Regions from separate parts of the Homo sapiens genome. Here region 2 is linked to region 1. Evidence: chromatin loops called from intact Hi-C (ENCODE). Cell type or tissue: OCI-LY7. All regions are shown on one strand. Each heading gives the region's core, and the rest is flanking DNA. Links, peaks and the distances in the headings are about the cores only. Region 1 has its middle 100 kb from the start of LINC02227. Region 2 has its middle 130 kb from the start of LINC02227.

Evidence for each region. A loop is a pair of places that touch in the nucleus more often than their neighbours do. Peaks named below come from ENCODE experiments on the same cell type or tissue, not always from the same donor. Only the 100,000 strongest peaks of a DNase experiment are listed, where the experiment ranks them.
Region 2: it touches region 1 in a loop (10-fold over the local background); 1 of 110 quality-filtered maps calls a loop at or near these places.

Annotation. Positions count from the first base shown.
Region 1 is chr5:158,501,290-158,517,420 of GRCh38, reverse strand. No RefSeq gene overlaps it. Among named protein-coding and RNA genes, the nearest start is that of LINC02227, 100 kb to the right of the region's middle. In OCI-LY7, for the core only: no CTCF peak of the experiment used is centred there; DNase peaks (open chromatin) are centred at 5,780 and 6,300; H3K4me3 peaks cover 1,406 bases; H3K27ac peaks cover 2,500 bases.
Region 2 is chr5:158,274,242-158,290,372 of GRCh38, reverse strand. No RefSeq gene overlaps it. Among named protein-coding and RNA genes, the nearest start is that of LINC02227, 130 kb to the left of the region's middle. In OCI-LY7, for the core only: CTCF peaks have their summits at 5,669 and 5,871; DNase peaks (open chromatin) are centred at 5,962 and 6,832; H3K4me3 peaks cover 643 bases; H3K27ac peaks cover 1,360 bases.

The DNA.
Region 1 (16,131 bases), core at 4,734-7,233:
GAACTATTCCCAGCCGCTGTGCTTCTCATCCTCACCCCAACACAAAAGGGAAGGATGAGTGACACCTCAAACAACTTTGGAGAGTCTAACAACAATTTTCAACTTCAAACAGGCCACACATAAAAGTTGAAGACTTTTGCTACAAACCCAACCACTGGGAAATCACTGCCTGGCTGACATTAATTCCCCAGCCACTATGAAGCCGTTACTGAAAATGCAACTTTTTTATTCCAAGTCCTTTAACATTTCAATCTAGGGCATTGGCAATGTGGAGCAAATCCAGGTCAGGTCCTGCTTTAATCCCCAAACTGAGTATCAGTGTTAAGTCCACAAGGAATTAAGGCTCAGAGGTGAGGGCAGGGAAAGACAAAGGGCAATAGGAAGTTATTTAGAGCCCACTAGAATTGTCTTTCTTTTTATTAGGATCATTATTGATTTGGGTCGCTATTATTTTTGTTGGCACTGAGTTTTCCATTTTTAATCTCACATTACATTCTTGCAGCATTTTAGAGTCTATAAATCTGATCTATGTGTCCTCTGATTTCATTTGCTTTGTAGGCATTGAACAAGTTAGGTTTCAGAATAATGAGATTAGGAAAAATAGGAATCTCCAAGATCATGCTACTTATGTTTTAGCACGAGCCATCTCAGGTGTTCCCCATGGCTTCACTGCCAGGCAACGTCAGAATTTGGAACAGCTTCCACATCACCAGAGGTCTAGACTTCAAAGTGGAAATCATTCACTGAGTTTCTGTTAGTGCAATGGTGTGTGGCACTGTGGACTGGGGTAAAGATACAACCCTTATTTTAGAGGAGGTTTCAGTCTCATGGAAAGATAAACAGCTCCTTAAGTAATCATAAGCAGTGGAGAACAGATGAGGTACAAGTTGGGGTAGAAATATCCATGCTCAGCGTTTCAGGGGACAGGTCGAAAGATAGTTTTAATGTTTTGGGATAAATATGGCATAAGCCTATTGTTTAAAATTGTTTTCACATAGAAAACTTTTCATAGAAAAGTAAAAGAAAAAAAGTAGACTATATCTTCAGACCCCACTACTCTGAGATAAAACAATGTTAAAATCCTATTTAACATTCTTCAGATATCTCTCTGTAGCCATCTGATTTTGCAGAGCTGTATGAATGAGTATAGCTGTAGATAAACAGATTCATATGTGAAATCACTCTACACGTGCTGATTTGTAAACCTCTTTTTATTTTAGAATATCACATCAACAAATTTTAATATCAATAAAAATAGAATTGTCACATCATTTAAAAATACTTGTATCCTATTTCACTGTATGGATATACCATGTTTAGCCAGTACCCTTTTGATAGTTGTTTCAGTAGTTTGCAATTCTTTGTCATTATTAGCAATGACGTGATGTTCATCCTTCTGTGCACATCTTGTATACTTAGGTGAATGTCTCTTTAGGGTAAATTTCTAGAAACGGTATTGTTTTGGATGACTCACACTTAGGATTTGACAAAAATTGCCAAATTGCCTGATAGGCTACTTTAAAGTTTCAGGTCCCAGACATCTGGTCACGGGGTAGTCTTTTCTGCCTTGAAGCTCACTGTTAGCTCCCTGGAACTTGTAAGAAAGGCCAAGGTAGAAAGAATGTGGAGGAGGAAACACACCTAACATGTGCCTGGTTCTACAAGGTTTTTTATGCATATCGTCTAGTGTAAGTCCAACATCATTCTCAAGAAATTGGTATCATCCTGGTCACTTGATATAAAAGAAGGGCTTGGAAGTTCAGAAGCTGGGTCAATGTCTTCTCTTTTTCTTTTTTCTTTTTTCTTTCTTTTTTTTTTTTTTTAAGACAGAGTCTTGCTCTGTTGCCCAGGCTGGAGTGTAGTGGCACGATCTCGGCTCACTGCAACTCCACCTCCTGTGCTCAAGTGATTCTCCTGCCTTAACCTCCCAAGTAGCTGGGACTATAGGCATGCGCCACCATGCCAGGTGATTTTTTTTGTATTTTTAGTAGAGATAGGGTTTCACCATTTTGGCCAGGCTGGTCTTGAACTCCTGACCTCAGGTGATCTGCTTGCCTCGGCCCCCCAAATTGCTGGGATTACAGGCTTGAGCCACTATGTCCGGCCTGAAGCTGCGTCAATTTCTTAATTTCTCAAAGAAAGAGAGAAGTTCAGCACTGAAACTTGGGCATTCATGGAGTTACAAGATGCCCTGGAGACCTAAAAGATGAGTAATAGAAGTAGGGTGAAGAGAACAAACTTTATTTACTTTGAATGTTTGCCCCAAACTCCACTTTGTCCTAGTCCTACTAACACTCATTAAAAACCAGCACTATGTATGAGTGCTGTGCCACTGCTGTCTCTGTAACTGGCAGCACTTGCTTAGGGCTCCTAAGATTGGCTCCTTATGGGGTTGGCTTTTTCATGAACTTCGGTGTGAGAAACAGGTAAGTTTCCTACTTCTCTAAGATCTTAATATAGGAAAAATTAGCCAGAAGCTTGTGAGGGGAAGCTAGCCAAGGTGTGTGTTTGCTGGAAATAAAATCAGTGGGCCTTCCAGGGCTGGGGAAATGGACTTGGGGGTATTTCTTCACCATCTGTCCAGTCTCCAGTGTGTCTTGATAGATGGTTTTCCCCTATAACCCATTAGTCACCTCATCCCTCTCTCTGAGCTCTGTTTTTTGAAATATGGTTATCTCATTTGAATAGCAATGAGTAAGTGCATTGGAAGCTACTTGAATGCATTCTGAATGCATTAAACTGGAAACATACAATTCAGTGACATACCTATTGCCAAACTATAGTAAAAGTTGAAGTGATTAAAACAATTTAATGGCATGAACATGCATCCAGAAAGGAAGAGAGAGAGAGAGAGAGAGGGACAGTAATTTTTTCCAGTGCAGCATCAGCCCAGTGGTTGATACTTTGGAAGAAGTGGGTGGAGGCCCTTGCCAAGAGAAAGTGAAATAATTGATGAAGACCCAAAGGAAAATGTCCTTGATCTTGAAGTTATTACTTCATTTCATGAAATACCTTAAAAGTCAGTGAAAGACTACAAAGTCAGAAAGTCAATTGTTTTTTTTCCCCTTGGATACAATTCCAATATGTGCATATAAACACGTCACAGAGTTCTCTTAAAAAAAAGTATAGCTTGGGATCTAGGTCATGCTTTCAAATAGCCTTATTATACCCGTTATGAAGTGGACACTCAGGTATTTGGCTTGGAACTTTTATCCACACCCAAATGGCTGGGTGATTTATAACTTGCTATCCACATTCTCATAGCTGTTTGGTCAATGTTAAAGCCTCAAATTAGGCTTGACGTTTATCAGAAAATACACACACACACACACACTGAACTATCATTCAGCAAATGATGTCATAGGCTAACCACTATTTCCAAGTACCTTTGCACTGGAGCTAGATTCTAGTTATATGTTCTTCCTCCCTCCCTCCCTCTCTCCTTCTCTTTCTCCCTTCCTTCTCTCCCTCTCTCCTGATGTTCTTTCCTTTCTCCCTTCCTTTCTTCTTTTCTTTCTTCCTTTCCATTTTTTTTCTTCTCCCTGTCCCTCTCTCTATTCCCTCCCCTCCTGTTTCTCCTCCTCGTTCTTCTTTTTAACATTCATAGCACGGGAAATAAATGATTGACTTCTTCTTGTCTTATTCCAACTGATTTCATTCTCTTTTGTTTTGGAAATAGTGCTAAAAACCTCAGGAGGAAATGTTTTTTGTTCAGTGACTGATCTTGATACTTCCTGCTTCTTGTCAAGCCAGAAATAGCTCCTCAACAACTGCAACCAGGGAGTAGCAAGAAGTGCGAAAATGAAATAAAAATTTGTGTATTTCTCCGCACAGAAAAAAAATCCATTGTTCATTCATAAATAAATAAATATTGATTGGGCTCCTCTGATGATAGGTCTTGTGCTCATGCTGGGGCTACAGCAACAGACAAAAAAAGAAATGATTCCTCATATCACTGAGCTCAGAGTCCAGTTGATCAATACTTACCTTGAGAAACAGTGCTGTGGACATGGTCTGTTACCCTCCCAGGTAACAGGAGGAACATTTGTTTCTCCACGTGTATCACTATGGGGTCTGGGGGAATTAACACTATCTTCAGCTAATAGTCAAGCCCTAACTGGCCTAAATTGATTAATATAATCTCATCCCTAGAGTACAGTATAGTACAGTTATTGTGTCAGAGATGGACACATGAACTATGTTGGTCCAATCAGAGAGAGTATCTTTGCTTAATGACTAAGGAAGGAGAACCAACTTCTCTCCTCTCTCTCTCTCTCTCTCTCTCCCCCTTTCTCTCCTCATTATCTTCCTCCCCATTCCTGCTGAATGTGAATGAGAAAGCAACAAGTCATACTGTGGCCATGAAGGGGGCCAGGCCTAAAGTGAAAATGGAAAGCAGAAAGAAATCAGGTATTTGGTAACATAGTAAGCTGCTGGATCAAACCCTAGCTAAAGCTTCTTGATGTTCAACTACTTTCTTCATCTATATACAGGTTTTACTTGCATTTCCTACCCCTTAGAGGTAAAAGAATACTGATACACACAGGGATGTATGGCTTATTCAACAATTTGAGAAATACAATATTCTACTCACAAAAATGTTCCATGTAACTGAAATGATACTTTATCAAATATACTTGATTTATTTTTTATAATTATTCTAAATTATACACATTGATGCCTTAAAAATTATACCAAATAAAAGATGTGAGAAGTACTCATATAATCCTAAATACTTCCTCCATGTTCCATAGTACACTGACATCTTTGCAAACTACTGATGTGGATCGAATTGTTGTCTACATGCTAAATATTTCTGAATACCACCCTTTTTTAAAAGCTGCACTTTGGAGTTTTGCAGTTATATTCTTAGCTTCCAGCTTCCACTCTGTGTGAAGATCATGACGCCAACCTTTAATAGCTATTTATTCCATATAAATTACTGCTTCTAAATCTGTTACAAGCTGGGAAACCATATTACTGAGTTTGTTAGAATTGTTTTTAAAACAAGAATGAATGGACACTACGTAAATGCCTTGGGGGCAGGGGGCAGGCAGCAAGTCTCCTGTCTATTACATGTTCTTAACCCTATTGTTGGAACTCTAAGGCTCCATGTAGAGGCCTGAGAAGCCTACACAGGAGATAAGAAAACAGAGCTGTGGGGTCCTGGGAACACCCCCTCCCCATTTCTGCTTCAATCAGCGCATTTCCATTTTTATCTGTTTTATGTAACAGAGTTCTGAAAAAGATTTCATTTGAAATAAAGATTCAATTCTTTAAAGAAAAGAAATGCTCCCCTATACCAGCGTATACGATGGAATACTGTACTAGTTATTTTCAGGTAGAATATTTTCCATAGTAGAGGTAAAGTCTTGGTTTTGGAAACTTACCTACACAATTCCAGTGAAGAGAAATAAGAAATAAGAATTGCAGTCTCTGCCTTGTGGAAAATGGCTTAATTTAGTTTTACTAATGTTGCTTATTCAAATCTCATCTCAACAAAATGCATCTTTGCAATGTCAACAGTCCATTTTGCTCCATTAAATCTAAGGTGTTATGAAGCTATAAGATATAAGGTGTTATGTAAGATATACCATTATTGTATGTAGAATTAAGAAAGAAAAAGCATGGCCAGTTAAACCATACACTGCACATATCCTTTGTGCACCACTTCACCTACAACAGTTCTGTGTAGTGTTTGGCCTGCTTCTGACTGCTTCCTGCCCCAGAATTTCTCTGACACTGCACTGCAGAATGCCTGCAGCCTTGACATTTACACACCTGCAACTTAAGGATGTGGGGAGGTCATGCTCCATGGAGCAACCCACAACCAACTGTAGACAATGTCCTCACAGCAGATGATTCTAAGCCAAATTTCATAAAACTCTCCACAGAAGGTCCTGGGTGAATTACTAGTCACATACAGGCTAGGCCATTCAATAACATCACCTTGCATTACCTTTCCCCACTTCTTGTTCACTTGCCCTCTCCTGGCCCTAGAAATCCATTCTCAAATAAGCTACCTGCATGCAAACCTTTGTCTTAGGCAGGCATTGTGAATTGTAAGACATATCCCAATTTCAGAGATGTTAAATATTTTCATCTAAGAATCATGAAATATGGTCCTTTATGAGAATAAAAGACAAATTTGTTAAGTAAACAAGTTGATATCAAAGACCGTCACCCTATACTTAAATAAATAAATAAATAAATAACACTGCAATTTTATTTGTAAATTGTTCTCCTTTGCTTCTCATCTACAGCCCAGGGCAATGTTCCCACTGAGCACAATGATGACACTTTGTCCCTGTAAGCTCCTCAGGCTTCAAAGAGGGATTAGAGAGTTCACTTCACTCTCTGCAGAGAAGTACAAAAGTCAATGAGAGACTTTTATGATCTCCCTCCATACCTGCTCCTCCTAGGTTAAATAAATGGCACCTCCATCCACCCAGGTGTTCATAACAGAAACTAGAAATCATTATCAGGTTATGTAAAGTCTGCCTCTTTAGAATTTCTCAAATCTGTATAATTCACCTTATCTTCACTGCACCACCTATTTCATGCCACCATTACCTTTCCCTGGGCATTCATTGCCTCTGAACTGGTCTCCTACTTCTACTTTACCCTACTCTAACCCATTTTCCATATTATTCTTTCCATCCATCCATCCATCCATCCATCCATCCATCCATCCATCCATCCATCCATCTATCCGTCCGTTCATCCGTCCATCCGTCCATACGTCCATCTATCCATCCACCCATCCATCCATCCGCCCATCCATCCATCCGTCCATCTGTCCATCCATCCATCTGTACATCCATCCATCCATTTATCATCCATTATTTTGTCAAATAATTATTGAATGTTTATATGCAGGCACTGTGCCAGAGTTTGAGGAGTCAATGTTGAACAAGAAAAATATTGTCTCTGCCCTCATGAAATTTTACAGACAAGTATAAAATCAGGTTACATATCTATAAAAATGTTCATATATGTGAATATTTCAGATTATATATTTATACAAATCAACTTGACACTTTATCAAATCTACTCGATTTATTTTTGATGGTAATTATTACAAATTATACACATTGGTGCCTTAAAAATTATACCAAATAAAAGATAAGGAAAGTACTCATATAATCCTAAATACCTCCTCCATGTTCCCATAGTACACTGACACCTTCGCAAACTATCACTGTGGGTTAGATTGTTGTCTACATGCTAAACATTTCTAATATTTTCCTTTATTAAAAGCTGCATTTTGGAGTTTTACATTATATTCTTAGCTTTCATCTTCCACTCTGTGTGAAGATCACTCTGCCAGCCTTTAATAACTATTTCTTCCATGAAATATATATTTATATATTTATAAGTATATTTTACATATATAAATGTTCTGATTTTTATATATAAATTAATCTGAAATGTTCCAATTTTTATATATTTATGTATAAATGACAAATATTTCAATATTTTTATATTAAATATTTAAATAGTATATTTATAAATAATATATACATAAATATAGATAAATAAACTTGACAAATATTTAAATATATATTCATATGTAAATATATATGTGTGTGTGTATGTATACACACACACACACACATATATATATAAATCTGAACATTTTATTCCCTTTCTTTAGTGATACTCAAACAACTTCCAAAATCTTAGCAGGTGAGCCCTATAAGATCTTTCACAATCTGGCCCCTCAATATCTAGTCTTGCTGCAGATCACATTGTGACACCCTCCCTCTCTCCGTCCCCCAACACACAGGCACCAGCTACAGTGGCTTTCTATCAGCTCCTGTAGCATCAAGCTCCTTCCCATCTCAGGTCACCAACTTTCTCTTCTCCACCTGAAATATTCTTCTTTCTCTTTATTTCCTGGTTAACTCTGATTCCCCTTCAGAAGGAATGCCTTCTATGAAGCCTCTACCAGGCTGAATCCCACTCTCCTAAGAACACATCACATGCTGTGGCACTCATCAAAAGTTTAATAAAATAATACATTTTTAATTTGAGGTTTATGTTTTTTGTTAGACTGCAAACCTATCGATGGCAGAGCCTTTCTTTATTGTATATGCAATGAGCAGCTCAATGCCTTTCATATAGTAAATGCTCTTAAAACACTTGTTAAATGTGTTTAAGAAAGGTCTTCACGATAGCAAAGTAAAAAGAATATTGGACAATGATTCAGGAGGCCAAGGATCTACGCTTTATCCTTCTTACCCTTTGTGGGCTGCACATATGCCACTTGCAAAATAAGTGGATACCTACAGAGATCTAAACTCCCTTACAGTTTCAATTCCCACAGACATAGGATTTAACAATTTAAAGGATTAAACCTCCAAATTCCAAGTTTTCACAAATGCCTGAATTTCAAATGTGCTGGTACATCACAACACTCTCCTTAAAGTGCACTGGGCACATTTTAAGGAGTTTAAATTGAAAATATTTAATGTCCAAATATATTCTTATTTCAATTGAGATATATAACATGTATATTATGTTATATATGCAATCTGAAATGTTCAGATACATATATAATAGATATTATATATAAACACATATATATAATATATTTATAATTTGTTGAAAAATTTGCCTGAGGAAATAAAAAACATGGTGTTTTTATGGTAGATTCTGAAAGGTAGCTTGAAAGAAACAGTAAAAAAATTTAAGAATCATCTCTAAGTTAATATTATAGAATCCCAAAGCATTAGATTTTAAGATTTTTTATAAGATTCTCTTAAGAACAATTTGAGTTAACAATTTATTGAATAATCACTATATTCTAATAAGATATTTTGTTCATTATCTATATAGTTCTGTGGTTTGCATGTGGGGGTCCCCTCCAAAATTCATGTTGATAAAGATGGCAACAATAGAAACCAGGGACTACTACACTGAGGGAAGAAGGGCAGAAAGGGTTGAAAACTATTGGTTACTATGCTCGGTACCTGAGTGATGGGATCATTCATACCCCAAATTTCAGCATCATACAATATACTCAGGTAACATACCTGCACATGTACCCCCTGAATCTAAAATAAAAGTTGAAAAATTTGGGAGGCTGAGGCAGCGGATCACTTGAGCCCAAGAGTTTGGGCAGCATGGCAAACCCCTGTCTGTACCAACAAAAAAAAGAAAAAAAAATTAGCTGAGCATGGTAGCATGAGCCTGTAATCCCAGCTACTTGGGAGGATTGATTGAGCTCGGGAGGTCAAGGCTCCAGTGAGCTGTGATTGTGCCACCGCACTCCAGCCTGGACAACAAAGTGAGACTCTATTTCAATTTTTTTAAAAGTCGAAAAAAAGTAAAATAAAAAACAAACAAACAGAAACCCAAAATTCATGTTTAAACTAAATCCCCATTGTGGTGGTATTAAGAGCTGAGACTTTTTGGGAAATGATTAATTCGTGAGGACTCTACTCTCATGAATAAATTAATGCCCTTAAAAAGAGGCTTCAGAGAAAACTCTCTCTTTTATGCCCTTCTGTCCCTTCTGCCATGTGAGAACATGGCATTTGGCCTCTTTGGAGGATGTAGCAAGAGGCTCTTACCAGGTACCAAATGCTGGTGCTTGATCTTGAACTTCCCAGCTTCCAGAACTGTAAATAACAAATTTCTGTTCTTTATGAATCACCCAGTCTCGGGTATTTTATTATAGCATCACAAACGGACTAAGTCATATAGCCATTCCAACTTTCCTTTGTTTGTATTTTGTGATGCATCTTCATTTCATCCTTTTACTTTCAACTTAACTACCATCTTATATTCAAATTTTATCTCTTATAAATGACATATAGTTAGGTCTTTTTCAAAAAGTTAGCTTGACAATCTTACTAGGGTATGTACCTTGACTGTACTTACTGATACTCACTGGGGCTTTCTCTTTTCTAGTTATCTATTTTTTGTTTATTTCTTTGTTCCTTATTCCTGCTTTCCTGCATTCTTTTGGATGCCTCATATGTCTTTTATTCAATATTTTGTTCTTTAATAGTGTTTCAACTGTACATTCTTGTATTTTATTTTTAATAATTTCCCTAGATACGTCAGTATGCAATCCTGAATTTAACAGTCTATTTAAGACACTTATGAGTTTAACCACTTTTATTTTACTCTCCACCCTTTGTGCTATTGTTGACATATTTTCTTCACTCTTATGTGATAGGCTGTACAAGACAGCACTATTACTGTTCCTTAAACAGCAATATTTGTTTATATTTTCCTATCTATTTATCCTTTCTGGTATTCTTCATCTTTTCCTGCTTCCACCTGGGTTCATTTTCCTTCAGCCTGAAGAATTTCCTGTAGATTATTTCTTAGAATGTCTATTTGCTTGTAATAAATTATCCCATATTTTGTTTGTCCAAAAGTTCTTTATTTCACATTAATTCTTGAAAAATATTTTTACTGAGTACAGAATTATAGATTAGTAATTTTTTTCCCATAAGCACTTTAATGATATAATTCCATTGTTTTCTGGCCTTAATAATTGCTAACGAATAGTTAGTTGTTAGTCTAATTATTTCTTCTTTGAAGGTAATGTATCTTTTTCTTCTGGCTGTTTTTAAGATTGTTTTCCTTGTTCTTTGTTTTCTAACTGCTTGAATAAGATGTGCCTATTTAATTTATTTTTTAATCTTACTAGAGATTCATTGAGCTTCTTGAATCTGTGTGTAATGGCTTTCATAAATTTTGGAAAATTCTTGACCATTATGTATTTATATGTTTGTGTCTGCCTCACCATCCTTTTTCCTAGTGTAACACCAACTATAGGTATTAAACCTTTTTATTGTTTTTCATATGGCTCTTATACCCTTATACTCCCTTTTATTCCTTTCATTCTTTCTTCTCTTTGTGCTTTGTGGATATTATTCATTGGCCAGTCTTTGAGTTTAATAATTATGCCTTCTGTTACATCCATAGTCCTGTTTGAAAATTGTATTTGAAGTTCTAGAATGTTCATTTGATTGTCTTTATATACTACAACTCTTGGTTGAAATTCTAAAAATTTTCATCTCTTAAATCTATCTTGTCAATTTTCACCTCTATTTTCCTTAGCATATTAACCATAGTTATTTCAAACTCCTCATTTGCAAACTTCAATATCTGGATTATCTGCAGGTCTGTTTCTACTAGATTTTTTTTCTTGCTGTTTCTTTGCCTATTTTTTATTGCTAGATTTTTATTGCCTAGATTTTATTGCTGTTTCTTTGCCTATTTTGTGTCTAGCAATTTTTATTCTATTCTGGACATTTAGAATAAGAACTATAAGGTCTTCATATGGTATTTCCTACCAATAGGGGTTCCCCTTTCCATTTTTTAGACAGACACAGGGATAAACAAATCCCTATAATCCTATAAGGGATTAGTTGGGTTTGGATTGGGTTGAAGTTTTAGTAAGATTTATTCCATCTTTGGTTCCTCAAATGTGACCCTCCTAGGCTTTTGACTGGGAGCCTTGAGGTCTCAATTTCTTCAACTCTAAAAGTGCTAACCTTTCTAGATTTCGAATTGAGTTCTTTACCTTCACATATTATGCAAGTTATTGGTTGTGTACGTTTTGTAGAGTCCCCTCCCTCTAATGAGATCTTTTTCTCCTAAGTCCCTAGGGTGACCAATTCATGACGGTTTTCCTGGAACTCTGTTGGCGTTAAAACCAAAAGACCCACATTCTGGGAACTCCCTAAGCCCCAGGTAAACTAATACAATCGGTCACACTATAATCCCCACGAGACAGCAGGAGTTTTCACTTTTCCTTTCTTTCCCAGGCCCCAGTCTCTCACGCCTTCCTGGAATTCAGCAAATTTCCCTTGTATTTGAGCTCCTCTATTTTCCAGTTTATCATTCCAGATTTTGACTGCCAAAAAACTGCTGACTTGTTTTTCCTTTATAAAATCCCTCAATTTTGTTTAAGTTCAGTTCTTAGGTCACTCCCAGTGATACAGCTTTGATATTTGTCCCCTCCAAATTTCATGTTAAAATTTCTTCCCCAGTTTTGGAGGTGGAAACTAATGGGAAGTGTTTGGGTCATGGGAGAGGATCCCTCATGAATGGCTTAGATACTGTCCCTATGGTAAAGAGTGAGTTCTCATTTTATTAGTTAATATGAGAGCTAGTTGTTCAAAAGAGCATGGCACCTCCTTTCTCTCTCTCTTGTTCTCTCTCTCACCATATAATATCAGCTCCCCTGCCCCTTTCACCATGGCTGGAAGCTTCCTGCAGCCCTAACCAGAAGCAGATGCTGGTGCCATTCTTCTTTTATAGTCTGTAAAACTATGAGCCAAATAAGCCTCTTTCAATTATAAGTTACCCAGCCTCAGGTATTCCTTTATAACAGTGCAAACCAAATGAATACACCCAGAAATTGCAAATGCCTCCAGTTAAGAAAGCTTCCAGTGACCATTAGATTTTCTACAAAGAAAATCTGAAGTTTTAGTTAGTCTAGTTCTTTGTTTGTTTCTATAGCCCTTCTTTGCTTTAAAAGTTGATTTTTGTAGTTTATCCTTTTTGCTTGGTTAGTGCAATGGGAATTTTGGCCTGCCATGTCTGATTAGCCAACTTTGAAGTTGGAATCTACAGATTATGTCTCTTAACATGTAAACTTATAAGATAGGTGCTATAATTATCTCCACTTTACACAGGTATTGGGAGGTTAAATGAGTTTCACGAAATCATGTTGCTTCTAAGAGTCTATCTGGAACCCAAGACTGTCAAGCTCCAGAGCTTTTACTCCCTAAATTATATTAGTATAACTTTAAAAACTAATTATAAATAGTATAATTTTCAGAAACCAAGGTTCTGAAAACTTAATTGACTTGCCCAAGACCCTAAGGAAAGTTTGAGACAAAGCCAGGATGAAACTTCAGAGCTCTTAGGCCAATGTTTCTTTCAGAGCCACATAAGAGGACATCCAGCATGATATATACATAAAGAAACTGGTAATACTCTAGATGCAGGCATTATGCAAGGGAAAAATACTTGCAATAAATTTCACACATCATTAATTGCCACCCTGCATGTGGGGAATTTCACTAATTTATGTTGTACACACATTTTATCTAAGGGCTGATACACATAAACATAACTTCAGCAAAAAATGTGTGAAAATATATGTTTTTAAGAAAATAATAAATAAAATATAGTCCTCAAATATGCTAGCTGCAATGCCTTTTTCTTCCCCAAGTGGAATTGCTTTTCCTCATAAAACATCACAAGGGAGTTAGAACTCTTCAAAACTGAAGCTACTAAGAATGCTGATTTCAAATGGTGGTAGGGAGAAGAAGGGAAGGATCTTAAGGGTTTTCTTTAAGAATCTTATTTCTTTCAATTAGGCTGACCTGATTCTTGCCCTGTGGGTCATTTTCTTCCTCCAGTAAAGGAAGTATCACCACAGAGACTGAGGAAATGACTTCCTTTGGGCGACAATAAAGCAAGGCAATATCAAAATGAGGGAATTTGTGTAAGAACAGAATATAATCCCCTACCTCCAGCTCTCTCCCCTGTTGGTTTGCTCTGTGTTCCACAGTGTCTGCTCTTAAGGCATCTCTTATGGACTAAAGCACTGCATTGGTAAAGTTTTTGTTAATGCAGAGATATTTCCTAGCATAGAAGGTGTGGTGGGCACACGAATAAGATTTCATTGTATAGCAGAAGTTAAGTTGGGAGGTCCTAGTGAGGAGATCCTGATGAACTAAGGAAAAGTAGTGTCACCCAGTGTAAATCTGAGACACTAAAGAGCAGGAATGACATTTGGCCTCATCCTTTCCCAGCATCCATTGCCCTAGTGAGATCCTCAAGGGAAAACTTAGCTTTGGGCCACACTTCTTTAGGACCTATGGCATGCCAAAGTCCACCTCCCTAGAAACAGTATGATAGGTATTGTTTTAGGAGCTGGGAACACAGTGATAGAAATGACAGGCACGAGTATTTCCAGAAATTCCTGCGCTTAGGAATGATGGAGAATATATGCTGGCCAGAAAATAAGTGTACATAAACACACAAATCAAGTACGTACATGTATTATGCATCCAATCTGTGCCATGGATTTTCTCCGAATTCTCTGATATCCTCAGAGTGTACATAAAACCTTAGCAAAGAAGTGAACAGTACTTTGTATGTGTACAGCTACTACCATTCACCCAGATCAATGTCCTCATTTCTCCAAGTAAGCCCCAAACACCTCAGCAGCTGTATTCTGGCAGCAGAGATGTGGCTGTCTATTCACAGATGTGTGCCATTCGATCACTAAAAAGGAGAGAAAGAAAGAGAAGCAATATGGGGGGAGGAGCAAACTGCAGGGGTTAGAGAGAAGAAAGGGGATACAAGCAAGAGAGGCAGAAGAGTGTGTAATACTGGACAAACTGTTGGGCATTCGGAAGCTCTGTGACCTTTCAGAAACTTCACCAAAATTCTCATCTTCAGAGATACGCAATATACTGACTTCCTTTTGCAAGACATCTGTGAAGGTCAAGACACTCTCCAAGCACTCCTTTCCGGCCTGCTGTCCCCAGCCTAACACTGCTCATGAGGAAGTAACCAGCAGCCATCAAAGATTGGCCTCGGCGCATCCTCCTACACCACCAGGACTGCTGGGAGGTGGTGAACTGCATTTTCTTCTTTTTCTGTGGCTTCTGAGTGCAGATCCCCATTTGTGTAGAGCCAATGAATGGTAAATATCAAGTCCTTGACTTTCTTAGACCTGTGGGACTAGTGTAGAAAAAAATAAAAGCACTCTCAATAGTTTTATTTCTGAAGCTGACCTCTCCTCTCTGTTTGGAGTTCCTCTGCCTGGTGTACAGAGAAATAATAAAACATGGCAGAGTACTGTCCAGGGTTAAAATGTCATACATCCACTTTGGGCATATTATGAAATGGTGCCATGAGACTCAGGATCAGTCTTTAGCCTCAAATCTGAGTTCCTTTCCCTTCTGCTGCTGCTTAAATTTTTGCCCTAGCATTTTGTAAGTTGGCTCCAACTTCCCCAGGAATATATAGAAAGTGTCGGTTTATATTGCAGGTTCTAACATCAAACTTTTTTAGTTAAAGTCCCAGCATAATAATTTACTATGCATGTGATCATGGCAAAATTACTTCCCCTGAGTAAGCCTCAGTTTTCTCATCTGTAAATGGGAACCAATAATAATGCCTATTCATAAGGTAGTTTTAAAGGTTAAGTGGAATTAAAAAAAAATCTCTTAGCACAGTGTCTAGAAAACAGTAAACATGAAAGCATGTCTGCTGCTAGTTTTATATATGCATATAAGTACATATATATCTATATCTTGGGGAGGGAGGGATTCAACAAGTTTGATCAAGAACTTGAGTAAATCACATACACACACGTATGCATGCATACATATATATATATACACACATATATATACACATATATATACACATATATACACATATATATACACACATATATACACATATATACACATATATATACACATATATACACATATATATACACACATATATACACATATATATACACATATATATACACACACACATATATATATACACAAATATATATATACACACACACACACATATATATATATATATATATACACATACATATATATTTTTTTGAGATGGAGTCTCACTCTGTCACCCAGGCTGGAGTGCAGGGGCGCAATATCGGCTCACTGCAAGCTCCACCTCCCGGGTTCACGCCATTCTCCTATCTCAGCCTCCCGAGTAGCTGGGACTACAGGTGCCCGCCACCATGCCCAGCTAATTTTTTTGTATTTTTAGTAGAGACGGGGTTTCGCCGTGTTAGCCAGGATGGTCTTGATCTCCTGACCTCGTGATCCACCCGCCTTGGCCTCTCAAAGTGCTGGGATTACAGGCGTGAACCACTACGCCCGGCCACATACATATATTTTAAACTCCAGTTGTTGACTTCATCTGCCACCCAGTATGACGTGTTTATCCTCTAGTGTCACATAAGCCTGCCTCACCACTGTGCCCTAAGCCAAGCAAGGCCCTAAAGAGAGTGAAACTACTGGCATTTGGACCAAGGAAAGCCAGCTGAAATAGGAAGCAACACATTCAAGATTTTTTTCTTGTTTCTTCCTAAATCTCTGTGAGTCTTTT
Region 2 (16,131 bases), core at 4,513-7,012, 230 kb after region 1:
GAATCTCTTTCCTATCCTTTAATTTCACCACTTTCAGAATCTCTCCATCTTGCCAACATTTTTATTATAGAAAGTTTGACTGACTCTTAGAGTAAGTGCAATATGTCTGCTACGGATCAGAAAACCAATGTCCTGAGAGGTTGATGGACTTGCTGAAAGTTCACAGTGCTGGTTAGTAACTGCACAACCAGCACTGTGAGATATCCCCTTTCTTTCCTCCTTCCTTTTAGTTCCCTCAGAAAATGGGCAACCAGGAGTCATTTCCATGTGGATTTTTCTTTTGTTTTCTTTTTAATTTCTAAACATAAGGCACTAAAACTGTCTTGCTTCCTTAAGAACTTCAAATGTCATTGAATATTCACATTTATCTTTTGGACACCCTCCTCCACTCCCACCCACCCACCCACCACTACCTGCATGTGCTGATGATCTATGACCTAACTGTGGGGACTTGTTGGTGAGGTAGGTTAGGCACTGGTCACATGAATAAGTGAAGATCATATAGCAAGTCAGCAGCAACACTAGAATTTGGGGTTTTAGTTAATGCAAGATCCTTTAAGCCGAAGAGAAAAAATACACAGAAACAATCCCACAGCTCTATATCCTACACCCATGGCAGACATTGCTAATCAATCACCGCACACTCTCCTTTCAAACCCAAATACAGCCTCTAGCTCCTTTTTAAGACAATGTTCCAAATAACTTTCATGCTTCCACAGGTTCAATGTAATATGTGGTTATTTGGGAAGGCCCCTTCAAGAAAGGTACATTTTGAATAAGACTTAAAGATAAAGTGAAGACAGAAGACATGTGATGAGGCAGAGGAGGAACATTCCAGGTAGAGGGAACAGTACATGAAGAAGTGGCAAATATGAAATCATATTGGCATATTCAAGACTCTGGAAGAAGATAATCATAGCTGCACTGTCATGAGCAAAGAGAGGAGCAGTAGGAGATAAAGGCAGGCTAGGAGGACATTTGGGGGGTTGTCCCTAATCACTCAATGGTCTTCTAGCTGCTAACACCTTCGCGTGAATTAATTTACTGTACCTATAGGTAGAGGGTAATCCAAAGAAGACCAAAAATACAAGAAATTTCCACCCAAAGAATACAGGTTTGAGCAGAGGATCTGGATACCAAAAAGAAGACAGAATCACTTACCATCTTGCTAGCAAGTAAGGAATCACTCTGTCAGCAAGGTGAGGAGCTGAGGATCTACTGTATCTGTCAGGACTCAATCAGAGAGGCAGAACTACTAGAAGGGATATGTATACAAGCATATGAAAGGATTTCTTACAGGGATTTGACTTTACTTAATTGTGGCACTGGTTAAGCAGTTTCTCAAGGCTGTTGTCTTCCCATCTTATACTGGAGCTTAGGGCCTGCAAGGCAGGCCGGGGAAAGGGAAGATGGATGTAAAGTAAAGGAGAGCAAGAAGCTGAAAGCCACTGCATAAGCTGATGCTCACAAGGATGCACTGGAACCTATGTCAGTGCTCACTGCCTCTGACCTTGATGGTCTGCTTTTCCTACAGAGGCCAGAGCCCTTCATCTTGGAGATAGGCACACACATAGCCCAAAAGTTGGAGAAGCTATGCAGACCTGCCTAGCTGCTGCCTCATGCCAAAGAGGTGAGCCTACAGACAACTGACAGTGTGTGGAAGCTACAAAATGGCTACTGCTTCAGCTCCAGTCTCCAGATCTTATGAAAAGAAACTTTCTGCAGCCTACCCTAATGGGAACACATCAGGAAAGGGATTCTGGAATCCTGGGACATGCAGTTCAGTCTAATCAGTTGCTATATTACAAAGCCATCCATCAACTGAAGAATGGACTAGTAATGCCAAGTCCTGCCTATCTGCCGCCATCTCCTTCTACCCTGCTCCTACCCACATAGCTGTGATCATCTCTGGATTACACTAGGAATGACCAGGAAGTCCATTCTATAGGTTCACCAAGCCATCAGCTGTACTTACACACTCTCTCTTTCTCTCTCTCTCTCTCTCTGAATTTTTTTCATGTAAACCAAGAAACACACAGAGCCTCATCAGTTAGATGTCTGAGGGGATTTGTAGAGGCTGAGAAAGTAGAAGCTGAGTGAGGCTGAGGCGACCATTCAGACTGTGTACAAGCAAAGGAGAGTTGGAGCCGAGAAAAGCAATAATGAGAGAGACCTGGGGACGTTTGAAAAACAAAGAGAGGCCCTTCATTTCCTAGATTTCTCTTAGGGCTTCAGCTGTACTTTGCTTCCTGTGTAAACATACGATGGCCAATTGCAATAAAACTCCACTTTCTCCTTTACTTTTGCCAGCTGGGCTATGTTTATGTTTCTGGTGTTTGCAGTCAATCTCTGCCTGAGTCAGACAGCTGAGGTTGAAGGTAAGTTGGACCTGCTTCCCAGTTCTCCCTTGTTACCACATTCAGTGACCCAGACGGCACAAGTTGGAGGTGACTCAGTTCACATTCATGAAGATGTCTGTGAAGTCACAGTAACTTGGAATCAATGGTGAATAGAGCAAAAGCTACAGAAGTCACAGAAACGCTTCCCTCCTGCGCTGAGTGCTGGGCACGTCACCTCAGCAGAGGCCTCATAGCGGGGAAATCTCAACTCACTGCTCCTTGTAAAATGCACACTTGAGAGATGGCGCTCTTCCCAGAGCTGTCAATCTTTCAGCATTCACGATCCTGAAAATCAATTTAACAGAACGTTTTAAAGTAACTTTTTCAAACTTTATGCCAAAAAGAAAAAAAGAAAAGAAAGAGGGAAGTGCTAATTGCACTTTAGAGCTTCAGATGTTTTTTTCAGTCCAGGATCTCAAAGTATGTGATGAACTCTCATTTCACACAACCTTGCTTCACCCCTTGGTGGAAACAGATTGGTATTGTTGAGTTCATTTTACAATATGGATAAACTGAGGACCTTCTCAAGAAAGATGAGAATGCCATCATTTCCAATTTCCCACTTCAAGAGGAATTAAGGAACAGCGTGGCTCATTTAAATCACAGACCTTATAAATGCCACTGGCTGAGATAATATGTCAGACATATTTCATTTGCAAATACTCCACTCAAGGTGTTGCTTCGTTGGTCACTATATGCCTTCCCCACTAGGTTGAAAACAAATGGACAGCTGATAGCTCACATCTTTACAATTCTATAAATAAAACTATTAAGAGAATGCATCCATCCCACCTTCATTTTCTGAAAACTTCAGAGAGGAAATCTGAGTGAGGGATTTGGGTGGGTGGCCAAAGTGGACCAATTTCTGTGGCCAGAGAGAGAGATACTGTGATTGGCCAGGTCTGGGTCACATGGTCACCCCCATGGCCAATGGAAGCAGAGAACATTACCAGGAAGAAGAAAGAGAGCTAGCATAAACATAACCAGCTGGGAAATCGCTGTGGGCTGAGCAGCCACCCAAAATTGTGTGGTCAAGAAAGCTTCTACCTCAGCAACTAAGAAGTAGCCATAATGGGTACAGAAATACAGTTAGAAAGAATGAATAAGATCTAGCATTCTAGTAGTCAGTAGCACAATAGGGTAACTATAGTTCACAATAATTTCTCGTATAGTTTTAAATAACTAAGAGAGTGGAATTGGAATGTTCTGAACACAAAGAAATGATAAATGCTTGAGATGATAAATACCCCAGTTACTTTGATTTGATCATTACACATCCTATGCCTGTATCAAAACATTACATGTGCCCCATAAAGATATACAATTATTATGTAACCATAACAAATTAAAAGTTTAAAAAATTAAACTGCAAAAAGAGGTATATGTTAACCTACGTTATTCTCTCCCTGTCTTAAGCACTCTAATATAAAGATAACTCGTAGCTAAATCTTTGTGCACATTCACACTTGACTCCATAGGATAAATTCTTAGAAGTGAAATACCTAGATTAAATTTTTTGTTTGTTTGTTTGTTTGAAGCTTTTGATCTCCTTTGCTAACCTGCTTTTCAGAAAGGAAGTACAAATATATGTTCACACCTATATGTGAATGCTTTATCATTATTTTTATTTGCTTCCTAATTGAAGGGTGAACATGTAATAAAACAGCCTATGAAGGCAAATGAAACAGTAAAGAGAAGTAAAGGACCCAAATAAATGACCATTTAGACAATCAGGATCTGAACATCTGAGAAATGTTTGGACTGACGAGCTAGGAATTAAATTCAGGTGAAATGACAGATTATCCTAGTCCTATCTATGATCAAGGGCTGTGACTTTCCCGAATCAGGTAGCAGTGTGATCAAGAAGGGCCTTTCATGTCAGGCAGCTGAGCATTTAGGAGTAGCTGGCCATGCATAGCTCCCTTCCCTAGCCTCCACCGATGAGAAAGCAGGGATGCCAGTCTCTCTTGGCAGCAAGCAGATGAGAATGCATTTCTCAAAGATCACAGCCCCTGGAAGCCAAGGCAGCATACCTGTCAGAGGCAGACTCTGCCCTATAATTGCCCCTGATACACGGTGGGCTAATTGCCATTGCTGAAAATAATCTCCAAAGACTACAGCAGGCGTCATAAATAACGAGAGGCTCAGCGACAGCCCACTATGACAAGGTCTCAATCGCTCTTATCTTTTACTAGAGTGGAGCTTGTGCATTTGTGTTACTAATGAATCTTTTTCATTTGTGCAAGTGATGTTTCCATTTGACAATGACATGAACATAAAGTGGAAGTTAATTTACTCCATTGCAAGAGGTTCATTATTTAACCTGACGTTGAGGACAAAACAATGTAGCTTAATAGATGACAAATAGAAATTAGTTGTGATGAATTTTGCCATTTAATTCTAGCAGACTCACTGAATGTTTGCCATAAACATGGCAAGAGAGCCAGGGTTACCTTCTCTGTGGGTGGGACTTGCTTACTTTGGTATTTCCAGAGTATCATCCAAGGATAGAGAAGCTTCCATTGGGAAGTTCCATTGGAAACAATTTCCAGTTACACAGTAAACTTTGGAGACTAATGACGATGCCCTGCCAGTGGGTCAAATTTTATTAGACTTTGTTCCTTTAACACTGGAAAAACAATTGATTTGCAAGGCTAGACACTAGAAGTTGTATTGAATATTGATCGTTATTAGCACTGGTGCCTAAAACTCTATGCTTGTACATTTTTGTTCTTGCACATGGAGGTAGCTGAGCGATAACAGGAATGGGCTATAATTCTAGAATAAAATGGAACTTGTGTTTGAATCCAGGTCAACTAGTTAGGAACTGAGTGTGCTTGAGTTATTCAACTTCTCCTAGCCTCAGTTTCCTCTCCTATAGAATGGGGATGATAATAGCATTTACCTCATAGTATAGATCACATAGGATCCTGAGAAGAGAGAGATACATATAACTTGTAATTTTTATGGCATTGATGTCCTTAAATAATGGTTAGTCAGTGATTCTACTTTTTTCTTCCTCTACCTAAATAGGCTCCCTGTCAGAAAACCAAGATATGTCATTTATACTTTCAAATAATCAGCATGCTCCTTCTCCCATAGTTATTTGCACTTGCATAGGCCTTTTCACTGCAGAGAGGAAGACTCTGTCCCCAGTTTAAGTAATTTTAGGTCCAATTAATTGTATAATGAAGAAAGAAAGGAGGAAATCATTTTAGGCAAAAAGGACAGGCTGTGCAAAGGCTCTGTGTTAGTAGGGAATGTGAGAAATACAAGAGAATAGAAGAAATCCGATTTCTATTTAGGGCATAGACATTCAGAAGGTCATGGTAGGAGAAATAGGAGGGCCAAGACTTTGAAGGCCATGGTGAAGAGTTTTGTCTTTATCCAAAAGCAATGAGTGGAAGGCCACTGAAGTGTCCTAAACCAAGCAGTGATATATTTCAATTTCATTTCAAATAGATAACCCTGGAAGGGGTGTGGAAAATAGATGTGGAGGCAGGCAAGAGTGGATGGAGGCAGGCAAGAGTGGATGTAGCCAGACGAGGCTGGAGGCTACCCCAGTGGCCCAGACTGAGATTGCAGTAGTTTAGAGAAAGCAGTGGTAGAGACAGAGAAATGGAAAGGTTTGATTAATACGGAGGAGGTAAAATTAACTGGCCTTGGCAATGGGTTGGACATAAGCATAAAAAAGAAGGGGGTATCAATGATGACTTGCATGGGCCATCAGCATGCTAGATGCAAAACAAAATAATAAAGTTTAGAGAGAGCAAATTAATTTTCCTAAATTAACAAACATCGATTAGTGACCGAGCTTATGATATGTATGTGGTGTGTATATGTGTGATATGTGTGTATAAGAGAGAAAGACAAAGTATTTATGTGTATGCTGTGTGTTCACACGCACATATCCAGGATATACTATTTAGATAAACTAAAGATTTGAGCCCTGTTTTGCCTCTAGAAGTTAGGAACCTTGTATCTGCCTCTCGCCTCTACTAACTGCATCCCTGTGACATATTACTCAGGCCCCGTGCTTATTTTTCTAAACTGCAGAGTGCATATGCAGCCCTCCATACACTCTCTTTTATCTATCCAGTGTGTGGCCACCTCATTTTTATTGTTATTCTGGCTTCTATTCAATGTATTAGTTTGTGGCCTATGTAAGCATATTTTAACAATTTTGAAGAAATCTTTTCGTCATTGAAGCTTGTCTATAGAAGGCCTGAACTAATCAGTATTTCATATTTTTACTGCTTTCCACCCCCCCTTCCCCCACCACATACACACACCCATATATGTTTTGCTATTTTAAAGAAAGAGATTTAACAGCCATAAGGCACTTTTAAAAATAACATTCACATCTGGGCTGACCACCTGTATGCCAAAATTTAGCTTGATGTTAATTAAAACAGGCATGTTATAAACCTCAGGAAATAGCAGCTGACCCCTGACTATGAATGTAATGCTATAATAATACGTAGTAAAAATAAGACATTTTGAGGCTGTTGCCCAAACCACTCGTGCATTAAAATTCTCACCACTGTATACTCTTGCACGAGGATGGGTAAATCAACTGCAGAAGTGGTCCAACCAAAAAAATAATAATGATAACAATTTAAGGGGTAAGCGCCATTCATTAATGCAACAGATGACTTTAAATGGCTATCCTGGACAGGCACCACCAGTCTGCCTTGTGGAGAGGACTGTGCATGGAGCTTGGAAGACTGATCAGCTCCATCCTGATAGGATAATAATAATATCAACAGTAAAGTTATTGAACACTTTACTGTGTGTCTGGCACTGTGTTAAGCACTTTTAACATACATGAGTGCATTTATCCTCCTAACACCCTACAAGTTAGGTGCTACTTTTATCTCCATTTTACAGATGAGGAAACAAGACTTCAAAGATTTAGTTACCCTCCTTAGGCGGTACAGTGGCTGAGCTGGGATTTGGATGCTGGCCATCTGACCCACAGTCCAGGTGGCTGTACACAACTACAGACTTCACCTTCACTCCCTCTTGGATTCTGCCCTATCTGCGAGTGCCCCCCATGCTTTTCAGATCCAACCACAAGTGACCTCCTGTATTTCCCACTGCCTTTCTTCTGGCCCCTTTTTTTGTCACTTTTCTCCCATATGACCCCAGAGACTCTCCCTCTTCCTTTTCACTTTCTCATCAGCCTCACTTATTTGAAACCACTCTTCTTAATTGCCTTTGACACCCTGATATTTGACAGCTCAGTCTCTGCTCTGCTTTTCATCGGATCCAGCTATTTACCACTACCTCTGAATTCTACAATTGTCTTCTTTCTCCTTGCACTTCAGAATTTTATTTCATAAATTAGGGTATTGAAAATTTTCATTTTAAGTCACATATATATGTATATGTGTGTGCGTGTGTGTGTGTCTGAAATTTCCATAATTCACTTCACTTCCAAATGCGTATTTTTTAAAAGATAAAAACATCTTTGAAACGCAAATATATTGTAGCTCCTGAAAGCCATAATAATGGTTGTGTATTATGGGAAAGAGTCATAGAATCCACTGGATATGAAATATGCAGCAAGATATAACCAAACTCTATCCTACAGGATCCCAAAGGCTTTATGCATACGGTCTTTATTCAAATACACTGGCTTTGAATCAGAAAGACCAAAGATTTGTTCCCACTTCTACACTTACTAGCTGTGTGACTTTGGACAAATCCTTTAACTTCATTTTGCCTTGGTTAATTATCTTTAGAACTAGGATAACTACAGGACTCTCCCCTTAGAACTCTGATAAGAATCAAATGAGATTATATACTTAAAGTGCCTAATCTAGTAAGTACTCAATAAATGATATTAATGTATTGGTTGATATCATGTATTGGTTAAGTATTGGTTATTAATACCAATACATTAGTAGTATATAGACATACCTCAGTGATACTGCATGTTTGGTTCTAGACCAGAACAAAAAAGCAAATATCACAATAAAGAGTCACAAAAATGTTTTGGTTTCCCAGTGCACATAAAAGTTATGTTCCCACTACACTATAGTCTATTAAGTGTACAATAGCATTATGTGTAAGAAAACAATGTGCATAACTTAGTTAAAAAATATTTTATTGCTTAAAAATGCTAATGATTTTCTGAGCCTTCATCAAGTCATCATCTTTTTTATTGTGGAGGCTCTGGCCTCAATGTTGATGGCTGCTGCCTAATCAGGGTGATGGTTGTTGAAGGTTGAGGTGGCTGTGGCAATTTCTTAAAATAAGACAAATATGAAGTCTGCCATATTGATTTATGAAAGATTTCTCTATAGCATATGATGCTATTTGATAGCATTTTACTTACAGTAGAATTCCTTTCAAATTAGTCAGTCCTCTCAAATCCTGCTGCAGCTTTATCAACTGAGTTTGTGTAATATTCTAAATCCCTTGTTATCATTTCAACAATGTTCACAGCATCTTCACCAGTAGATTCCATCCCCAAAACCACTTTCTTAGCTTATCCAGAAGAAATAATTCATCCATTAAAGTTTTGACATGAGATTGCAGCAGTTTACTCACGTCTTTAGGCTCCACTTCCGCCACTGAAGTCTCTAACCCCTCAAAGTCATTGATGATGGTTGGAATCAACTTTCCAAACTCCTGGTAAGGTAGATATTTTGACCTCCTCCCATGAAACGTGAATGTTCTTAACAACATCTAGAATAAATCCCTTCCAGAAGGTTTTAAATTTACTTTGCCCAGATCCATCAGAGGAATCACCATGTATGGCAGCTATAGCCTATGGAATATATTTCTTAGATAATAAAACTTGAAAGTCAGAATTACTCCTTGATCCACGGGCTGCAGAATGAATGTTGTGTTAGCAGGCATGAAAACAATATGCATCTTCTTGTACATCTCCATCAGAGCTCTTGGGTGACTCGTTATAAATGAGCAGTAATATTTTGAAAGGAATCTTTTTCTCGAAGCAATAGGTCTCAACAATAGGCTTCAAATATTCAGTAAATCAGTCTGTAAACAGATGTGCTGTCATCCATGCTCTGTTGTTTCATTTCTGGAGCATAGGCAGAGTAGATTTAGCATAATTCTTAAGGGCCCTAGGAGTTTTGAAATGCTTAATGAATGTTGGCTTCAACTTAAAATTATGAGTTGCATTAGCCCCTAACCAAGAGAGTCAGCCATTCCTCTGAAGCACTGAAACCAGGTATTGACTTCTCGGGCCTGGAGCAGTGGCTCACGCCTGTAATCCCTGCACTTTGGGAGGCCGAGGCAGGCAGATCACCTGAGGTCAGGAGTTTGAGACCAGCCTGGCCAACATAATGAAATCCCGTCTCTACTAAAAATACAAAAAATTAGCTGGGTGTGGTGGTGGGTGCCTGTAATCCCAGCTACTCGGGAGGCTGAGGTGGAGGAATAGCTTGAACCTCGGAGGTAGAGGTTGCAGTGACCCGAGATTGTGCCACTGTACTCCAACTTGGGCAACAAGAGTGAAACTCTGTCTCAAAAGGAGAAAAAAGAAAAGCAACCAGGTATTGACTTCTCTCTAGATATGAAAGTCCTAGATGGCATCTTCTTCCAACAGAAGGCTGTTTAATCTACATTGAAAATCTGTTGTTTAGTATAGCCGCCTTCATCAATGATCTTAGGTAGATCTTCTGGATAAATTGTTGCAGCTTCTCCATCAGCACTTGCTGCTTCATCTTGCACTTTTATGTTACTGAGAAGGCTTCTTTCCTTAAATCCCATGAATCAACCTCTGCTGGCTTCCAAATTTTCTTCTGCAGCTTCCTCACATCTCTCAGCCTTCATAGAACTGAAGAGAGTTAGGGCTTTGCTCTGGATTAGGCTTTGGCTTAAGGGAAGGTTGTGGTTGGATTGATCTTCTATCCAGACCAGTAGAACTTTTGCCATATAAGCAATAAGACCGTTTCACTTTCTTATCATTTATGTGTTTCCAGGAGTAGCCCTTTTAATTCCCTTCAAGAACTTTTCTTTTGCATTCACAGTTTGGCTAACTGTTTGGAGAGGCCTTACTGTCAGCCTCTCTCCGCTTTTAACATGCCTTCCTGACTAAGCTTTATAATTTTTAGCTTTTGATTTACAGTGAGAGATGTGCCACACTTCCTTTCACTCAAACACTTAGAGGCCATTGTAGGGTTATCAACTGGCCTAATTTGAATATTGTTGTGTCTCTGGGAATAGGGAAACCTGAGGAGATGGAGAGAGATGGGGAACAACCAGTGAGTAGAGCAGTCAGAACACACACAACAGTTATCAGTTCAATTCTTCATCTTCTATGGGCATGGTTTGTGGCACCCCAAAACAATTACAATAGTGACATCAAAGATCACTGACCACAGACCACTATAACAGATAGAATAGTCATGAAAAGGTTTGAAATATTGTGAGAATTACCAAAATGTGACACAGAGATGCAAAGTGAGCACACGCTGTTGGAAAAATGGTGCCAACAGACTCGCTCAGCACAGGGTTGCCAGAAAGCTTCAGTTTGTAAAAAATGCATTATCTGTGAAGCAAAATTAAGTGAAGTGCAATAAAATGAGGTGTACCTGTCACAGTTTTAAAATAGTTGTAAGAATTGCTTCTGTACTAGCAGCAATGATAGTAGTCGTTGTTACAACAGCGCATCCAAGTTCTATGCTAAGGAAACTCGAGCCCCTTCTTCCATCCTCAGCATCTCAGCCATACTGAACTGCTTCTACTTATCCCCAAACAAACACCATACTGTTTCATCTGTCCTGCTTCTTTTTCTATATTCTTCTTTTTCCTGGATTGTTGGTGTCCTATAAAATGGCCTGCTGAGGTCCAAATCACCGTTCAAATCTCAGATCAAGCATTAGTACTTCTGTGAGCTTTACCCTGATTCCTCAAGACAGCCTTAAACGTTCCCTATCCTATTTTTCTAGAAAGTCTCCCTACTACACTAAGCTAGTGAAGAACAGGAACATTTTACTTTATATTATTTTTGGCATTACTGTATTCCCAACACCTGACACAGTGGCTAGTGTATTGTTGATGTCCATGTAGGAAGCTTTGGCACCAAGGAACAGAAATTTACCTCCACCCCTACCTCAAAATGACTTAAACATGAAGCAAGCATGTTACCTCATACAACATGAAGTTCAAAGGCAGAGTAGGATCCAGGGCTCAGTTAATGTCTTCATATCCGCATGAGAAATCTGGCTCTTCCCATCTCCCTGCTGTCATACTCAGTGAGGTGGCCATGCCTTCAGTACAGAGCCTTTACAGCCACAGCCGTCATAGCCACAAGGCAGCCACACACATCTTCAGGCTCCTTATCCAGGGGCAACAACAGCAAAGAAAGAAAGGAACCATCTTTTCCTGTGCCTCCTTAAGAGCAGCTAAGAAACCTTTCCAAGAAGCCCCCTCAGACCTCTGATATTCATTTTCCCAGGATTAGGTTTTTATGTTCATTCCCAAACCAATCATTCACAAAGGAAATGAGATTACCATGATTACCTTAGGCTAGGGATCAGCAAACATTTTCTGGAAAGAGCAAGATAGTAAACATTTTAGGCTTGGCAGACCATACGGTGCCTGCCGCAACTACTCAACATGCCCTTGTGTTACAAAAGCAGCCACAGACAATATGTAAATGAATGAGTATAGTTATGTTCCAATAAAACTATTTATGGACACTGAAATTTGAATTTCATATAACAGTCACATGTCAGTATTCTTCTTTTAAATGTTTTCAGCCATTTCATAAATCATTCTTAGCTCAAAGGCCATACAAAAACAGGCAGCATGCTGGATTTGGCCAAAAGGCTATCGTTTGCTGACCCGTCACTTACATTATTTGGGGTTAAATGTATATTGAAATGCCATCCACCACAATGTCTCAAGTGTGCAATAAATATTTGAAAAGTTTAAGAATAAACAACTAAAGAAAACACAGCTCTTGTTTATGAGAACTTCATAGGATATCCATGTATATGATTTCCTGAAAGAGATTTTTCAAATAATGGTTTTGTCTAATGACGGTGGGTTCAGCAGAACTAAGCAAACAAACAAAAATTGTTGCTTGTGACAGATTAGCTATTAAATTATGAAATGGAAGATAAATAAAATTTTGTGTTAGAATGTGTGGGAAATACAGAGTTGAAGAACCCCTCATGAATCTAAATGCATAAAGCATTTGTTTGGATGGTAAGGAGGTAAAAGAGATCACTAATGGGTATTTCCAATGTTAACATCTTCTGACTTCACAATTTTCCAAACATAATGTTGCATGTATTCTGATGCAGGCAAAGAGATAATTACGGAGTAACTGCTTGCACTCAGTGTAAATTAATCAAATGTAAATTTAATAAACTGTAAATAGAAGATACTCCTAAGCTGATACGGCAAGCGAATCACCTCCATTATAGACTCATTTTTGCAAAATTACATCTAATCATAGTATTTTAAGATAGTGTTTGGCAAAACATCTCTAAATCTGTCAACAAAAGCAGCTATTACTTCTTTGCGGCTGAATACCTTTGCCAACAAACACCCATCTGTCTGGAAAGATTTATGTGTGGTTCTGCCTGAAGCCAGGGGTAAAAATCTCAATGACCTCTGGGGATTTCTTTCACCTTTGTGTTCAGAGAGTCAATAAAAATTCGTTTTAAAGTAACCTCAACTGCACAATCCGGAAAAAAACTACAAAGCTGAGACGTAATCAAGTTTGTCCCAAGAATCCCCCAAATAGAAATTCTTCTAGTAATTATACAGGTGATTTTGCTTGATCAACAATTTAATCTTGCTTGTCAATTGCTGCTTTAAGAGCCTCCAAGCTCCTTAATACAGCTCAGAAGAAAGACCCACAAGTCCCAATTAGCACCACCATACTTAATCCTCTACCAGACTGATTATTTTAGTTCTTCAAGCACAGACCTTGGCCCACACAGTTCCTTCTGCATGGGCCACTCTTTCTCCCTCCCCACAGCTCATTCGCCCCTTGCTGTGGCTGATGTGTTCTCTACCTTCAGGCCTTGGTTCACACTGGGGGATCAAGGAAACCTTCTCCCTCTCCCTCTACCGTCCATGAATTAGATGGCCCCTTTTAGGTGATAGCACCCTTTTCTTACTGCTTATAGTGAAAGTACTTTTCCGTGTAAGCATTATTCCCTTCAGCGTTGAGGACAGAAACTGGGTCTTCATTATTACAGCAAAAAGCAGAGGAGGCCAAGTTAGAAAGTGATTTATATGCCTTGCTAAAAAGTTTGGGCTTTATCCTGAAAGGTATAGAAAGAAGCTATTGGAGACATTTGTCATGCTCATATATACCTCACCAGAAAGTTCATATCAGCAACATCAGAAATGGACCTCCAGAGGATGAGGATAGACGGTGAGGGGTCCACACTAGCAGCACTGAGACCACTTAGGGAATGATTCCTGTGAGCCAGGTCAGAGAGGATGGAGGCCTGATCTACAACCATGAATACTAGGGATGGAGAATCATGGTCAGTTAGGAGAGACATTTAGGAAGCAGAAATCTGTGCAGTTCGTGACTGAGTACACAGTAAACTGAAAAACTTTGAGAGAGAAAAAAAATCAAGGTGAAATTTGGCTTCTGGTTTGGACAACTAAGCAAATTATAGTGCTAGTCACTTGAGAAAGGTTACAGAAGGAGGAACAAGTAGAGGTATGGAGAAAGTGATGATTACTTCCCTTGATACACTGACTTCAAGAAGCCTGCAAAGCATTTAGAAGGAGGTGACCAAGAGGCATCTGTATAAATACATATGAATCTAATGTAAAGAAGAGAAGTCTGGACCAAAGATACAAATTTGAGAGTCATCGGGTTGTAAAAGATACTGAACTCACCTATGCAGTTCATCAATGTATCAAATGTATATTGAAAAAATAGAGGCCTTGACCAGAAGCTTGAGCAATACCAACATTTGAAGGGTAACAGAAGAGGGGCTCATGAAGAAGACTGAGAAGGAGTGGCCAGAAAGGAAGGCAAAATCAAGAGGAAGTATAAAGTCAAAGGAAAGAGAAAGCTGCAGAAGATAGATATTATTAATCAGCTATGATTACATACCAATCACAGAATCTCAGGTGCATGCGGTAACAAGCATGTATTAACCTGCTCCCAGGTCAGCTACAATGGCTTTGCTCAGGCTGCAGGCATTGGCCGTAGCTGCTCAGCTCCACGTATCTCTCATTCTCTTGGGACCAGTGAGTGCCATGAGGCATGTTCTTCTCCTACTGATGGCAGAAGCCCAAGAGGAACATATGGAAGCTTGCAATGCCTTTTAAGTCGTAGTCTCAGGCTAGCACTCTACTACTTCTGCTTTATTTCATTGGCTAAAATAAGTCACAAGGCTAGGCTGTGCAGGTCAATGGGTAGAAAAGCGGTAAAAAGGGATCAGAACTGTGACTGTGGCTGCAGCAATTTCATAGGACGCTTTGTATTGTCCACAAGTAAAAAGTGACATTGTTCACTCGAACTAAACTATTGTTTTGTATGTTTTCAAACATACCTAGAGTTGGAACCTGGTTGGCCCATCCCTTTGGAGGAATCTAGCATGCCAGGGTCAGTCACTAGAAGTCACACCTTTATAAGAAGCCAAGGGGTTTCCCAGGTAAAAATAATCATACAGCCTGTGAGGATCAGGAGAGTGATAGGGTCAGGCTTTTTTGATATCAAAGGAAAGGCTGGCTCAAATAAGCTCATGAAAGGGGGGGAGTTTATTGTAAAGATATGTATTGAGTAGAAGTGGGAAGCTATCAAGAATAGAGTCATATCCAGGGGCTGAATACTTTCCACAGCTTTCCTTTCACGCAGATCTCATGGTCTCTTTCTCATATTATTTTAGCTTCTGTCTGCATTTCTGGACCATTCTCCTTATCTGTCAACTGATGCTTCTGTTTACTTGTACGTTCTGCTCCATCTGAAATTCTACTCACATGTACCTCTGCCTGGCCATGATTCTAACATGGGACATTTTTCTGTCCCTGCTTCTACCTGTCTTGAGCTCTTCAAGTTCCCCAGTTCAAACTCCTAAGGGGAAGATTTGGATTTTTCCAGCTTATTTCTCACAATGAGTTGTGTCACTGGAAAGCTGATTAATGGCTCACCCTTGAGTCAGGTAGCCATTCCTAATCTAGCCAGTCGTGACTACTGAGGGGAGGTACAGGAGTAAGGAAGTTTCTCTTAGGAAGTACTGTCAGTAGGGAGGTACCAGCTGAGCTTTCTAGTAAAGGGAGGCCCCCAGAACATTGGGTTTAGCATTCAAAGAAGAGTAAGTGGAATGTTCACTCTCTGTTTGGAGAGATCCCCCCATGGAAAGTTCATCCTGAAAGAAGGATTGGAGATGCTGACTAAACCCCAGGTCACTGACCAACTATAGATGTCAAGGAAGACTTCAGCATGGTACCCAATGGGATGCCTCTCATAGATCTCCAATTAAACCTCATTGACAAAAACTTGTCCCAGAATCCTTGAGATGAAAGCTAAAGAAATAAATTGAATACAAAACTGTAAAACTGAGAGGTGAGAAAGACTAAGACCACACCGTTTAGAATCCTTATGCAAGGATTGAAACACTGGCAGGGAGAGAGTCCTCCTCACTCCCTCATTGTGAGCAAAGAAGCAATAGGCGAGGAGCGATAGAGGCCATGACCATTTATGATGCCTGGTGAGATACCAAGATAGCCAGGATGGCTATGGTTGTCCTTCCCACATAACCAAAGAAGA